2 separate regions of the Homo sapiens genome follow, and region 1 is linked to region 2. Evidence: chromatin contacts called from ENCODE Hi-C data. All regions are on one chromosome and are shown on one strand. Each heading gives the region's core, a stretch centred on a gene start or an enhancer-like site at or near the end of the contact. The rest is flanking DNA. Distances are from core to core; before and after follow the strand shown. Region 1 has its middle 3.5 kb from the start of TRC-GCA2-1. Region 2 overlaps AFG2A (AAA ATPase AFG2A).

Evidence for each region. Hi-C counts contacts between places; a loop is a spot of excess contacts on that map. Pooled maps may share reads with other maps.
Region 1: a pooled map shows a loop between it and region 2 (2.7-fold over the local background). The contact joins two enhancer-like sites. A Hi-C loop is called at or near these places in 1 of 168 maps with a recorded cell type or tissue (breast epithelium) and 3 of 50 pooled maps.

Annotation. Positions count from the first base shown.
Region 1 is chr4:123,504,063-123,506,831 of GRCh38, forward strand. No RefSeq gene overlaps it. Among named protein-coding and RNA genes, the nearest start is that of TRC-GCA2-1, 3.5 kb to the right of the region's middle. RefSeq lists an enhancer at 1,479-2,326. Within about 2 kb of position 1,304, at least 29 of the 41 ENCODE cell types and tissues checked have a DNase peak (open chromatin) inside an H3K27ac peak, as active enhancers do.
Region 2 is chr4:123,126,024-123,128,723 of GRCh38, forward strand. All of the region lies in intron 14 of AFG2A (AAA ATPase AFG2A), which reads left to right. Among named protein-coding and RNA genes, the nearest start is that of AFG2A, 200 kb to the left of the region's middle. Within about 2 kb of position 1,373, at least 3 of the 41 ENCODE cell types and tissues checked have a DNase peak (open chromatin) inside an H3K27ac peak, as active enhancers do.

The DNA.
Region 1 (2,769 bases), core at 54-2,553, 380 kb after region 2:
AGATCAACTTGGTTCATATGCCTGTTCCTGAAACTTACCACTATAGACTGAATAGGCTGATGGCAGTCACATGTTTACTGCTGGAAATAGGAAGGACTGCATGTGATGTGAAGTGTACAAAGCCCCAGCTGACAAGGCAGTGCAACCCTGGCTATTTTCTGGGCAAGGCTGGTGCTCTGGTGCTGGACTTCATTTGCCTGAAGGAAGCAGTGCATTTTTCTAACTTGTGTGAAGACATTGTATGGACTAGCTGTGGCCCTGGAGCCATGTATGTGGATGGGGTCGGCCTCACTGAACCACTGAGACTGTGAGTGGGAGAGGGATAGTCCTCTGAATGAAAATTAGGTTCACCTTCTATAAGGGAGAATGGATGCGCAAGCAGAACTATTGGATATACATTACAGAAAGTAATGCCATTACTGTAATTCTGAATCTTGCCTTGTAGAGCAACTCGACTCTTTAAGTCTACTCAACTCAGCTCAACGCAATCCAACAATTATTTTTTATAGGCCAAAGTGTGTGTGTGTGTGTGTTTGCACACACACCTGTGTGCTGGGTAGGGAGGTGTTACCAAAAGAAAAGACCTACCTTCAAAAAGCATAAAGTATTCTGATTTTAAGCCACGCCAACTATGAAAGTTTTTCTTAAATTCGACTCTGTTATACCAAATAAATTAAAAATTATGCAAAATTAAAGATGGTAGCATGTTTCTTTAGTTGCTTTTTAGCAAAATAATCTGTGTATTTCAGTGAATTACACAACTATTAGATGTTCAAATACGATTATATTCTGGTTAACTTACAAAATTAGGAGTTGAAAAATTATTTACTTCATTATATTTGTTATAGATATATCAGTCCTTATTTCCTAACAGTCTGAAATAGCAGCCAAATATAGCTCCTGTAGAAGGTCATCTTAGGTTTTCAGGTGACTTTTAATTACCACGTAGCTTTAAACTACTACTAGTAACTCATCGTTTAAAAAAATTAAATTAGCCTTTTATTTCTGTAAAGAAAACTCACCTTTACTCTCCCTTTACTGTCCTGTAGGAATTTTAACAGGACATGCATTAACTTTAGACCTTAGGGAAAGCACAAAATAAACAGCAAACTGATAATATTATCTCGCCAAAGTAAAACAAGGGATGGAGGCGTGGGGAGAGACGGCGGGCGGTAACTAAGTGCCAAACGGGATTTGTTTTTACTTAAACGTTTACAGAGCATCCGCGAGAACTTCCTTCTAAGCTAAATATGTCATCTAGCACCTGAAAAAATTTAAGTCTGGTTCTTTCTGGATAAAAGAAAGCGCACAGGATTTAAGTGAGTAAATACTTAAGTGAGTAAATTCTTAGAAAAAACAAAACCTAACCGCCACAATTGGACTTTGGAACTTTTTTCCCCCCTTAGCAGCAGGCTGAAATTTTCAGTTCCTCGGTCACTGATCAGGGAATTCTGCGCTTCAGGCTGTGTACACCCGCAAGTCTGGAAGGGTGATGATGATGATGTGATGATGAGTTAGGGCAATTATAACTACGGCAAAAAAAAAAAAAAAAAAAAAAGAGTTCGCAGGGACGCAGCGCTGCCGCCGCCGCCGCCGAGGCCGCGACCACGGCCCGAGCCGGCCACCGCGCGTCAAAGGAGCCATTCAAGGCCCGGCGAGGCCCGGGGGTTGAGAAGTTAAGGAGCGGGAGGTGGTGCGCCGGGGCCGCGGCCGCGCCATTTGCATTTCAATGCGACCCGCTTGTTGACTCAGTGCCCGGCGCTTCCGCAGCTCCCACCAGAATCTGCCTTTGTTGGTTTTAGCTCCGGTCAAGTCCACTTCTTGCATCGGGGGAGCCGCGCGCATTGAGTTTGTGTAGTCAGGCAGAACGCTCGACAGGAAGGAAGGAGGAAGGGGCGCTCTGCGCGGCCATTGTCTGGGCAACCGGGCTTAAGCAGCCGAGTGACTATTTAATCTATAAGGTGCACTTGAATCCCTCGCAAATCCTCTCAGTGTGGAGCGGAGGCACCCAGACAGGGACAGATGGTGCAGAACCCCTTTGTTTAAGAATATGGAAATACGCTTTTTCCTTTACTTAAGGTGGTCCGCTCTTTTAACTGTTGCTATTCCCCCTTGCTGCATTGTCAAGGAGAGGGCATGAGAGACTCATGGGTCTGGTCAGCCCTGCCGAAGCGCCTCCGTATTAAGAAAAAGTAATTGCTGGAAGGGAGTCGCCTCTTTTGGTGAGCCATGAGTACAGTGGAGACCCCACGTACCCTTTTGGTGCCCTTTGCACTTAGGCAGAGAGTAGCCGAAAGAAGTGTGTTCAGAATTCTTGCAAGATTGTTTTTCATGGGCTCCCTCTCTTTCCTTTTTTCACATTAAACATCAAGTTCGGAGGTCTCGGGTTGCTTCCCGTGCAACTACGGGAAAAGGGAGACGTCTTGTCCTCAGGGGGCCCTGCTGCTTCGCATTGACCTCTTGGGCTTGTAAGCAGAGAGGTTGATGGGCAGGATGGCCACTGCAGCTGGGCCGCACCTGTGCTTCTGTGTCCACAGCTGTAATTTAGAGTGTGTTCAACATCAGGCTGGGGAAAGGTACACATAGGTTTGGGGTATTGTAGAAAAGTGGAAGACTGCCCATAGAGCCCTGGAGCATGGTGACATTTCACAAGATAGCTTTTCTGATCTTCCTAACGACATGGAGGACTCCACTTGCAGCGGGACTGGGGATACACTAGGACCATCAGATCCCACCCCCAGTCAGTCTGAAATGAATTCAACCAACCGT
Region 2 (2,700 bases), core at 123-2,622:
TGCCTCATCAAGTCCAGCTCTTCATTCTGGCTTTTTCACTTTGCAAAAGTTGCCCATACCCCATGCAGCATCTTACCATTATAGTATTTTCTGTTTTCACTGAACATTTACCTTTTATCTTGGCAATTATGTCTTCTGGTAGTCATGTGATATGCACGTACTATTATACATTCATTATTTTCTCCAGGCTTTTGCTTATTTTGTCTCCTCCTCTTTCATCTAAAACCATGCTCATTACTTTTCCTTGACTGCCTGTCTTAACAGCCTTTTCCATGAATTTTTTATTTTTGAGGTTTTGTTTAGTTTTTACTAAATTGGCTCTACAAATCTTTTTTCTCTAGCTTACTTGTCTTCTGTACCACCTAGCTTAGTTCTTGATGTTCTCTAATAGTTCATGTGTTCCAGGTTTTTCCTGTCTTTCTAATAACATGTAAGTATCTTGAGGTCAGAGAGATTGATACAGTTTGGCTGTGTCCCCACCAAAATCTCATCTCAAATTATAGTTCCCATAATCCCCACATGTCATGGGAGAGACCTGGTGGGAGGTAATTGAATCATGGGGGTGCTTACCTCCGTGCTGTTCTCATGATAGTCAGTGAGTTCTCATGAGATATGAAGGTTTTATAAGGGGCTTTTCCCCTTTTGCTCTCATTCTTCTCCTTCCTGCCACCATGTGAAGAAGGATGTGTTTGCTTACTTTTCCACAATGATTGTAAGTTTCCTGAGGCCTCCCCAGCCATGCCAAACTATGAGTCAATTAAACTTTTTTCCTTTATAAACTACCCAGTAGCCTTGGGTATGTCTTTATTAGCAGCATGAGAAGGAACTAATACAGAGATCAAATCATATTTTTGATAGCCGTCAGATAATAGTTGTTTCATGAATTTTGCCCGTTAATTAAAAATAAGACTACATGGCCAAGTGCAGTGGCCCACACCTGTAATCCCAACATTTTGGGAGCCTGGGGCAGGAGGATCACTTAAGGCTAGGAGTTTGAAACCAGCCTGGGAAACTTTGGGAGACCTTGTCTCTACAAAAATTGAAAAATCAGCTGTAGCCCTGGCTACTCAGGAGGTTGAGGCAGGAGGATTGCTAGCTAGATCCTAGAGGTTGAGGCCTATGGTGATCCGTGATCTTGCCACTGCTCTGTAGCCTGGGTGACAGGGTGAGACTCTTGTCTCTAAAAATAAATAAACATAAGACACAGAAGCTAAATATTTAAATCTCTTTAGTTTTCACAGGAAGTCAATAATGAAACCAGGATCTGAGTAGAAACAGTTATTTTAAAATCATAATATCACAGTTTTATCATATCAGTTTTTATAGTTGTAAAAATTTCACATCAGCAGAGGGCAGTCAAACCATAGTTCATTCAACTATCTTATGGGAAATTAAAATTTTCTCTGTGTTTTTCTGCTTAGGACACAAGCTGTACTTTATATAATCAGTTTGTAAATACATTTCAAAGCTCTTCAGTTGGTAAGCTGATAGAATTGTATTACTGTTTAGCCACGGAAGGTAAACAGTTTTTTTTAATAAATTTAAATAAAAGGAATTAATTTTTTTAGATCATGAAATGCTTTATTATTTGGTGTTTTTGATGGATGGCCACTTTACATAGAAATTTGTTTTTTCTGCCTCAGAAGCAGTATTTCTGTTAAATTGCCTGTTATTAATTAGGCTATTTTTTATTCAAAAATATTAACTTTTATGGAATACCTTTATTTTCCCCTATGAACTTGAGAAAAATGAGTTTTTATTAGAGGCTATAGTATAACACTAACTAAAATGTAGTTTGGAAAGTTTTATTGAGTTTTTCTTCCTTAACCTTTTCTTTGGCTGGCTGCAAACAACTAGTGATAATGTGTTTTTAGATGTGCTTATTTTCACCTCTTCCTCCTGGAGGTTAAGCTAGTACTCATTAAGGAAAAAATACAGTTTATACTAAACAGTGTTTAACATATACTGATGGTATTACTGTATTTCCTGTTTTGTGTTCACAATGAGAAGATTCTGAAAAACTGTCTTTGTGTAAATACTTTACTGACATACCAGACAAGTATAATCTTGTCTGCTGGTAGGCAGGAAAGAGTGATGTCCTGGAATGTTGTTGAGAAGGAAATCTCTTTGTGTTCCACAAATGATACCCTTAAACCCTTTAAGAATATAATTTTAAAATGACAGCTCTGAATTTGCTTTTCCTTCCGTTTATTAACTTTTCATGCGTTTAAGTTCAGAAATGCATTTAGTTGGGAAAAAAACCATTGTGTCTGAGAAAGAAGTATCTCCCTGGTAGTTTGTGGGAAATTATTGGTAGAAGTATCTCAGGGTAAACATAAAAACAGATTTAATAATTGTTGCTTTTTGTTTTCTTAGTTTAAACTTTTTCTGATACTTGAGTCAGGCTTTTGGTAATTCTCTACAGGCTTAAAAAAATGCAGCATCTCCAACAACCATCCGAAACATCTACCCAAGAAGTAATTTGGGGAGATTGTTGTTAGAACACAAATTTTTTTTAAAGTTAGAGTTGGAGTTTTTAAATTTTATTATTTAATGTGAGTCATTAAGACATATGAAAAGCTGTTGTGTAGTGTTAACATTGAATATTCTAGTGAATGGATTTTTATATACTTAATTATTATAGCTGAGAGTTCACTTAAAATTATACTGATGTTTCTGTTCAGTGACTGAAAAAAAAAT